Linked DNA regions of Mus musculus: region 2 is linked to region 1. Evidence: chromatin loops called from intact Hi-C (ENCODE). Cell type or tissue: left cerebral cortex. All regions are shown on one strand.

Region 1 (5,000 bases):
GAGCTTGAATTGGCAGTGTTTCTTTAGTACACTAACCCTTTAATATCCTCATTGCTCCATCAGTACATCTCCATTGACTCCACTTATGTCCCTGAAAACTGCAAGGGTTTGAATCCTTCCACACTGCTTTTTCCTGATACTCACTGTAAGCCTTCCTCAAAGCAGCCAGCAACAACCGTACTACACCCAGAATATTGTCATCTGGAAATCCCCTCCACCAACTTAGTGATTTTACTGCTGATGTAGCTCTACAATGTGACTATTCTATTGCTTCTGATTTCCCCCTCACTCGGAACATGAGCAAAATGTGATAGAATCCTTATCAGAATGTGATATAAATATCATGGAGTCTAGTTCCCAAGAGAGTCGGCATTTCCAGTTAGAATCTCACAGACACGGCCTCCACTGTCTGCTTTTTTAGAATCTCACAGACACGGCCTCCACTGTCTGCTTTTCTTTTCTGGTCTTCTGAACTTCCATCAGAGTCACAACTCCAGACTTTTCCAAAATCCTCCCATAAACCAGTTCCAAAGGCCCAAGAGCCACATAGTCAGGCTTAGTCACACCAGTGAAAGTGATTCTCGGTCATCAACAAGACAGTGGGTTTACTGTCTCTACCAAGAGTTCTTGTCTTGCTTTCTCTGAGAACGAAGTAAACAGACAATAAAGAGCAAATAACAAGGAGAACCTTATTAAACTTTGGATTAACAGTTTAAATGGGAGAGCAAGTCACCACACACAGGAGTGCCAAATAGAACAGTGAGAAATTTGAACTTAGTAGTAACAGGATGCTAGCTGAGAGCTTGCCAACAAGTATTTGGGGCATTAAGTGTTAACAATTCCTATAAACCTCTAGAGCAACAGGTCTCAAAGGCTGGAGGCATGAGTTCTAAAGACTGTGGATCATGAAGAATAAGAAATAGTCATAGAAATGGATTCCCATCTGTAACAGGAACGTAGAGTCTTGGAGGAGGTGAAGGCAGGAATGAGTCCCCTGCCTTTGGTTGTGTCTTAGGGTTTTCCTGCTGTGAACAGACACCATGACCTATGCAACTCTTATAAGGAGAACATTTAATTGGGGCTGGCTTACCGGTTCAGAGGTTCAGTTCATTATCATCAAGGTGAGAGCATGGCAGCATCCAGGTAGGCATGTATCTGGAGGCTGCTAGCAGAATACTGGCTTCCAGGCAGCTAGAATGAGTTTCTTAAAACCCACACCCGCAATGCCACACCCACTCAAAGGGCTACCCCTTCTAATAATGCCATTCCCTGGGCCAGGCATATATAAACCATCACAGGTTACAAGTTGAGCAACCTTGGAGGCCGCAGTAATGAAGGCTCCTGTAAGCTCCTTGCATGGAAGAAGCTCAGGAGTCTGACTCCCACCAGCCTTCTCATCCTCCTTTGATGAGGTATATACCTAAGGAGTCTCATTGTGCAAAGCCTTCACACCCTGCTGCACAGAGCCATGTGGATTCTAATTACTGAACGTGTGTGCATGCAAATGCGGTATAAAAAGGGACCGGTCTGGAAAGAGTTCTCAAACCTGGAGGGAGAGAGCCAGAAAGCCGAGCTTGCTGTCAGACCAGCTGGTCTTCCCTTTCCAACTCCGAGGTGGTAAGGAATGAGGTATTTACTCAGCTGTCAACAGAGCTCTGCAGGACAGTCTGAGCCTGGTTGCTGCGGTGACATTCCAATCACCTTTGTACACAGAGCTGGTGCCATGATCTCCTCCCGTGCTGTTCCTCACACTCTCACAACCCACTTCTATAGCAGAGCATCAGCTATTGATAAGACAATCAGATCTTTGATCTTTGTCTCGGACCGAAGCCTGTTAGCACCCTCAGCTACACTTGAGGCTTTTCATATCTGTCCCCATCTAGCTGGGATTTCATATATCTCTCTTAGTTACTGCTACACCAACACTTAGATCATCGAATCATGGCGGTAGGCTGGTTCCAACAATCCCCACTGCTGACTCCTGGCTCTCAGAGCTTGATCTTCCAGCTGTACTGCCGTCTGGAGCCCCTCTGACCTCTGATGCCAAATCTCAGCACCAGCTGATTACTTTTAAATCACAGTGACTAGATGTCTGACGGAAACAGCTTAAGGGAGGGGGAATTTCTTTTGGCTCACAGCCCAGAGCTACCCTTTCTTTGTATTGGGGAAGGCGTGGTGGGTAGGAGGCTGAGGCAGCTGGCTACACTGTATCGAGTCAGAAAACAGAAGTGAACAGTGGTGGTCTGCATGATTTCTCCTTTTTCATTCAGTCTCAGGGCCAAAGCCGTGGAATGGTGCCACCTACATTTAGGATCGGTGTTCTCACTTCATTTAATCCTGTCTGGAAACTCCTCGTGGATGTGTTTAGAAGCTTGCTCCCTGGGTGATTCTAGGCCCTATCAAGTTGATAATTGATATCATCATCGTACTTCTGGAGCCTGGCAGTTTATTGGAGCACAGGTAATGTAAAGGCAGCGTGGGCAATAACTCAGAAAAGCTGTGTCCTTGGCAGTCCCAGTCCAATCTGCGAGCAGCTTCAGAGAAGAGTTTCCTCTCCCAGAGGCTGCTTCTTGCTTTTATAACTCTGAGAATCTTGTAACCCGGGCTTTCTGTGTCTTCTAAGTTTCATGAGCTGCCTAAGGTTTCTGAGCCTTCCTCCTTGAAGAGGAACTATTTCGCCTCAGAGGACACAGCTACACGGCACGTCTCCCTTTCTTCTGGCTCTTCTAGTCTTTCCACACAACCTTCTGTGAAATTCTGTGAGCTGTGGAGGAGATAATTATGGATGTCTGATTCAGAGGGGTTTTTGTTTGTTGGTTTTTTTCTCTATTTATGCTGAGTGTTGAGCCATGTTCTATAAGACATCCTGACCAGGAGCCACTTGGAGAAGAAAGGGTTTATGTCATCTTAGATTTCCAGGTCCTACATCATCAAGAGAAATCTGAGCAGGAAATCAAGTCAGTCGTATTTTGTGACCCTTCTGGGTCTTATGAGCCTATTTTCTCCCTCCTGGAAGAAGGAGGAATATTTCTTTCTTTCATTTTTTTTCCACTTGTATTAGTCAGGGTTCTCTAACATAGCAGAATTTATGGAATGAATCTTTCTGTATCTATGGAAAGAGGATGTATTAGGGTGACCTACAGGCTACAGTCCAACTAAGTCAACAGTGGCTGACTATGAACAGAAAGTCCAAGGATCCAGAAACTGTTCAGTCCACGAAGCTGGATGTCTCAGGTGGTCATCAGTAAACACTGGATGCCAAAGTCATGGGCTGTAATGCAAGCAAAGGAATGGATGTGCTAGCAAGACTAGGGCACGCAGGAAAATAAGAAAAAGCCGGCTTCTTCCATGTCCTTATATGGACTTCCAGTAGAAGGTGTGAGCCAGACAAAGGTGTGTCTTCCCACCTCAAGATCTAGACTAAAGGGTGTGTGTCTTCCTGCCCCCAAGATCTGGATCCAAGGTACATATGTGTCTTCCTAACCTCAAAGGTCCAGACTAGAAGTGAATCCACCCACTTCAAACCAAGCCAAAAAAGAAAAAAATCTCTCACAGGTGTGCCCCCCCCCACCCACACACACACACACACACTTTCTGGGTTTAGTTCATTCCAGGTGTATTTCGCTTGGTAAGCAAGAATAGCTATCACATTTTTGTAGGATTTTTTTTTCTTGTATTGAAAACAGATATGAGGGGCTGAAGAGATGGCTCTCTGTGTTTTTTCTCATTTGCTCAGGAGGAAGCATCTCCCGTGATGGCTGAGTAAGGCACTGATCTGCAGTGTAGAAGAATGTCATTAGGAGTCATTTTACTGCAATGTTCCTTTAGCAGAAGAGTAGTATTTGGTGTTCCTGCGGGTCCTTTGGCTTTGTCAGCTCAGGGTCTTGATCACACAAGCAGCATCACATACCCGTTCCATCTTATGAAATGGGTCTTAAATCAGATATTGGTTGGCTTCTCCTACAAGCTTTGCACTTGTGTCTATTGAGCCAGGACACCCTTGTAGACTGACGAGTTGGTAGCTGAGTTACTGTTTACTTCTCTCCTTTATTCCTGTGCAGAGTACCTTCCAATACCAAGAACACTAGTCCATAGGGCTGAGGGATCTAGGCAGGTAGCGGCTCGACTTCCCCATGTTCAGTGAGTTGTGTGGGTGGTCTTTAGCAATAGGGCCTGGCTGTCAGTTTGTGGAGAGCCTTGCCAACAGCCTGGCCGCGTGGAGGTTCCCATGGGACCCCTTTGGATAACAACTCAATTAGTTGTATCCCATTCCTGGTACTAGAAGATTCGTTTGGTGAAAAAAAGATACCCAGTGGGGCCTCTGTCTCTCCTGTTATTTGGCGATTTCATTTAGATGACCTTCATATATGTATATATTTTAGAAAGCTTCTACAGTATTAGGCTTCCATACTACCCTTCAAATGGTCCTTAATTTTAGCTGTCTTTTTTCATACTCCCTCTCCCATCCCCCTTTTGCATCCCCCTCCTTGTTTGATCTGGCCATTCCAGTCCCTCCTCCTACCTCCATCCAACCCTAACTATCCTATTCCCCCTTCCTAGGGAGATCTCTGCCTCCCCACTAGTCCCTTAATCTATACCTAACCTCCGTGGTTCTACCAATTGTAGCTTGCTTATCAATGACTTAACAGATAATATCCACATATAAGCAAGTAGATATCATATTTGTCTTTCTGGATCTGGGTTAGCTTGCTCAGGGTGACTTTTTTCTAATCCCATTCATTTCGCTGTGGATTTCATTATTTCTTTTTTTAATGTCTGAGTAATATTCCATTATGTAAATACGCCACATTTTCTTTTTACATGTTCTTCTGTTGACAGACATCTGGGTTGTTTCCAACTTCTGCCTATTATGAACAGATCAGCAGTGAACATGGTTAAGCAGGTGTCTCTGTAATAGGATGAAGCATCCTTTGGGTGTATGTCTAAGAGTGGTATAGCTGGATCTTGATGTAGATCAATTCCCATCTTCCTGAAGAACT
Region 2 (5,000 bases), 620 kb before region 1:
TCGTATGTAAAGTTACCCATGAAGGAAACACCTCGTCTCATAGCTAACTTTTTTTTTTCTTTTTTTCTTTTGGTTTTTGGCTGTCCCGGAACTCTGTGGACCAGGCTGGCTTCGAACTCACTGAGATATGCCTCTGTCTCCCACGTGCTGGAATTAAAGGTGTGTGCCACCACACCTGGCTGTTGTCTCACGGTTCTGAAGTGGGTCTAGGACTCAGGAGCAGCTTTAGTGGGGTGTAACCAAGTCTGCAGACCGAAAAGGAAAGGATCCACCTCAGAGTCCATGCAGTGGTGGCCAGGCTGACCCTCCTGGTCCTCTCTACAAGAGTCTGTCACCAATCCTCCTGACAGCATGTAATGTCTGTGTCATTCTTTCCTGGAAAAGAGCCAGTTACACAGAGCCATGGTTAAGCTAGATATAAGAATATGAATTCCAGGTGGAGGCAAGGATTTGGGGGTGTCTTAGTTAGGGTTTCTGTTCCTGTAAAGAGTTAACATGACCATGGCAACTCTTATAAAGGAAAATATTTCATTAGGGCTGGCTTACAGTTCAGAGATTTAGTCCATCATTGTCATGGCAGGAAGCATGGCAGTATGCAGGCAGACATGGTGCTGGAGAGGTAGCTGAGAGCTCTCCTCTGGATCCACAGACAGAAGGAAGTCACTGAGCCACTCGGCCTGGCTTAATTTTCTCAGACCTCAAAGCCCAGTGACAGACCTCCTACAAAAATGCCACACCCACTCCAGAAAGGCCTCTTTGGGTCTATGGAACATCATAAGGGCATCAGCTGAGATCTGTTAACAGCCTTATGCTTACAACTATTGTGGCCACTGTCTGAAAGAGAACACGGGATTTCTACATAGTTTCATCAGTAACAAAGCCCCATTCCCTTCCTCTCCTCTCCCTGCAGGCAGATGGGGGAGGGGAGAGCTGATGCTGCTTCTTGGGCTGATCTGTTCTCCGGATCAATAAGAACTCTCAGTCCCTGGGTTCCCAATCCATCATCTCTTGACAGTGCTAAATTTACTAATTCACCCCAAAGAAATAATGTGGTCTTAAATCCAATCAAGTTGCTCTCTGATTCAGTCCATTAATCCCACTGATATATTTACTTGTCTCTAATGATGTTACAAATTTCCAAGTAGAAAATAAAATCAGACGCAGCCTTATTTGTTCCTGCCAAGTGCTAGGCCTGGACAGGAAGGGATGAAATGCCCCTGTCTTCCAGCTGCCTGGCCCTTTGAAGTCCACTCTAGCAAGCAAGGATGGGCTGCTAAGGGACGCTCAATAAAAAGTCAGCTGCCATCTCCTGCAGACAGAAAAGCTAGCTCCAACTGGTGTGCCAAAGGCAGCACTCTCCAGGGGCAGCCAGGGGCTGGAGGAGACTGGAAGCTCCTTGGGAAAGCTGCCTTGGAAAGCGATGTGTGATATGTTTTGTATTGGCCATTTGTGTTATCAGGAGTGACCCATCAAAGTGAGGCCTAGGGGGTGGCCAGAATGTCTGAGCCAGAAAGAACCTTGGGCAGCACGCACTTTCAGATCTTTCATCAAATTAGTGAGGATCCTGAATCTCAGGTACGGAAGGGGAGGAGACTCAGGTACGGAAGGGGAGGGATCTGGATCTCAGATCCGGAAGGGGAGGGGTCTGACCCGACCAGTGGAGGCGCATTTGTATACAAACCAAGTCTCCTGTGCCATGTGGCAGATTTTTCCCACTCATGATCCCCTCTCCCAGACTTCATGAAAGAGCCTCCTCTCTCAGTGCCTGCAGAAGCCATGGATAGAATGGCAGCTGGGAGCACTTAACCTATCACCTACAGGCCCTCAGCTTGCCAAGAGGATGACAGCACTAAGGACCCCTTCGAGTTGTCATCATCTCTTCTTGTCCCCTAAGCCCTGTGAGAAGTTAAGCGACCTCCTCCACCCTTGATTGGCATTAATGCCTCTGTGTACACCTCAGATGGACACTTTTCCTTACTGTCTCCATGTCTTACTGATGGCAGCCTTCCTGAGCACAAGGTGACCAGAGAACCTTTGCTAAGAGAGGATGTCTGTGAGTCCCACAGCTTCTTGAAGGTACATGAAAGTCAGTGCTGATTATCATCACTAGAGGGCAGAAGAGCACCACTAGTTAGGGACTCAACCAGGAAAATCTCCTTTCCAAGCAATTTTCATTGTTTCTGCCCTTGTGGCAGAACCTTGTCGTGTCTGGTGCATTTGGCTGTATTTTGAGGCAGGATTTCTATGTCCTTTAAGGGTCCTAAGGATAGCTCTTCTTTAGGGCTGCCCACCATATACAAATGTTATACTCTACATGAATGCCTGTATGCCTAGAGCCACATGCATCTCTGGAATCTGGGGTTGGGGAGCATGCAGGGAAAGCAATCCCTGCCTTCCCTGGAATTTATGTGGAGGTGGCAAAGGTGTCTATGGAAGGCCCGTACTGTGGGACAAATGGAAGGAAAGTGTACTTTCCCCTGACACGGAGGTTGCTAAGGAAGCAACAGCGCCAAGAGAAAGGAGGCTTGCCTGGGGCCTGGGAGTCAGTGCAGCTGTGGGAGCAGGAGAGCAGGTTACTTGCAGGAATGAGCCAGCAGAGTGGCAGAAGAGCCCCAAGAGGGGGTGGAGGTGGGCAGCAGAGGCTCATCTGGTCAGGCTTAGGCATGGGACTCGGTGGCTGGCCTTTCATCTGGGTTTGATTCTGTGTGGCTCCACTGCTCCATCCTGTGAGGGCTGGGGAAGAAGGGATGAGACTTGCAGAGATCTCTCTTCAGAATGTCTTGTTGAAACTAAAGTTTGACCGTGAACACAGAACCTTGACGACGGGGCTCGGTTTCAGGGTGTGCCCCCAAGCACTGAATCGACCAGCATTAGCCGTGTGGGTTTATTGCAGGGAGATTTAGGAACAGCAGCTGCCACGGTTAAACAGTTATTAAAGGTGTGCCTGTGCTGTCTTGTTGGGAACTTGGGACCTTGTCGGGAAGTGTAGCTTCTATTTGATAAGGCATTGTGTGCCCTGAGAGTCTAGAATCCTGTGAATCCAGATCATACTCCCGTGAGCTCTGTGATCCTGGGGCAGCCATTCCTCCTTGAGACTGTGTGTGGCTAATGCAAGAAAACCACACATTCAACCCAGACAATGTCTTGAATATAGGAAGCGTGCTATAAAGGTTAGATACTATGGCGCATCTGTGAAGTCTACTAGCGTCTGCAGTTACCAAGGGATCCAGCATGCTTTCAGCCCTGATTCTCAACTCTTTCTCTCAGCCTAGCAACTTGCCTCACTGAAACCTGTACTTAATCAAGTTTACTCCCTCCCATGGATCTTTTCCTAGTTGTTTGAACGTCACCAGCACACATGTGGACACCATTCCAGAGTCACGCGCACACCAGCTGGCCCTGCAGACAGCTGCATGGCATTGGTAGCTGCAACAAGATGCTATAGCCCATGTGCTTATGGGAAAAGGTCACCAGCTAGGCTTCCTCCTCTGCTTTTTGAGAGGACTAGCGCCGCAGCCAGCTTCCTTCAGTTTGGTGGACTCATTAGCTGGATGGCTGGGATATGGAATGCCCCACACCCTCACCACCTCCACTTTCTAATTAGGTTTGTCACTTAATGATACTCTTGAAATTCCCGAGTCCCATAGCAAAAGTCTGATATACTTTAAGCAAATAGGTACATGAACTTAAAAATACCCGGAGAGCCATAATGGCCTTTAGTATATGGCCCAAGAGAAAGAAGGGACTGTCCCCAATTTGCTTTGAGCCAGAGTTCTCACAGTCTCGTGGGTAGGCCTGTTAATGAGATGTGTGCTGGCTTCAGCCTGCTTCATCTGATTTTCTTCTTTTTTACCTTAGAAATGGGGACAGAGCCCTGATAGGCTCCTTGTAGTCACTTGCTCTTTTCAGAGGTGACAAACAACTGTTAGCATCTTGCTTCCTTTGTACAACAGAACTAAAAAACAATAAAAGCAATCCAGAGTCTAGATGCCAAAACAGGACACAAGTAGGCCTAAGCCACTTGCTGGGTTAGGAGAGATGGCTAAGTGGGTAGAAGACTTTCTATGTGAGCTGAAGATCTTGAGTTTGAATCCCCAGCACCCGTGTGTAAAAGCCAGGCAAAGCTACACAATGCTTAAAGCCCCAGTATTGGAGGGCAGTGACAGACAGACAGATCCCCAGAGCATGATAGCCAGCCAGCCCAGCCAAAGCGGCAAGCTTCCAGGTCAGTGTGAGGCCCTGTCTCAAGGCAATAAAGTACAGAAGACAACAGAAGAATATATGTGGTTATCATGCTCTGAACTCCAAGGGGGCATGGACACACCCTTGTGCCCATGCCAAAAAAAAAAAAAAAAAACACACATAAAACATGCGTGCACACACAAATAAAGAAATGGGTCTTCTAAGGAGGGAGAGTCTATACATGTCTGAGACACTTGCAAAGACAATCTCAGCTCTGTCCCATCTCCTGACAGACATATCCCACACAGGCACAGATGGAAGATTGTGGTACGGTTTCATTTCTTTCAAAGTCTCTCCCTTTTGACTGACAGAACCCCCTTGAAAATGAAAATCCTTTTTCCCTAAGCGCCTAGAGTATCCAAGGGTAAGCAAGTGGCTGCTGAGCCCTTTCTCTGTCAACCTGCTTCTCCTCGGCCTGAGTCACCATCCCACTCTTATGTCATCGGTATATTGATGTGTCTGAGTAAACGAGAGTGATTGGTGCTTTTCAGTTTTGCTCTGGACATCTCACAAGCAGCCACCTTCAAACAGACTGAAAACAAGCTTGAAAAGTCAATACAGGAACTAGAACCAGATAGAAAAATAGATTCTCAAGCTTTGCTGCCCCATTCCAACCTGAAACAGTACTTTTTTCTGTCTAGGTTTCTCCAGGACTGCTGTCGCTACAAATGTCTGTTCCCCCAAGACATTCATACTAGTTGGGGTAGGCTTGACCATGCTACAGTAACAAACATATCCCCTAATCTGTGGCTTAGGGT

The links. Peaks named below come from ENCODE experiments on the same cell type or tissue, not always from the same donor. Only the 100,000 strongest peaks of a DNase experiment are listed, where the experiment ranks them.
Region 2: a loop joins it to region 1, with 2.7 times the contacts of the local background. A loop is called at or near these places in 5 of 42 quality-filtered maps.

Annotation. Positions count from the first base shown.
Region 1 is chr7:73,727,271-73,732,270 of GRCm38, reverse strand. No RefSeq gene overlaps it. Among named protein-coding and RNA genes, the nearest start is that of Fam174b, 11 kb to the left of the region's middle. In left cerebral cortex, a CTCF peak has its summit at 2,283; DNase peaks (open chromatin) are centred at 1,526 and 2,439; H3K27ac peaks cover 547 bases.
Region 2 is chr7:74,351,824-74,356,823 of GRCm38, reverse strand. The region is part of intron 3 of Slco3a1 (solute carrier organic anion transporter family, member 3a1); the gene reads left to right. Among named protein-coding and RNA genes, the nearest start is that of Slco3a1, 200 kb to the left of the region's middle. In left cerebral cortex, a CTCF peak has its summit at 2,128 (motif pointing right); a DNase peak (open chromatin) is centred at 2,120.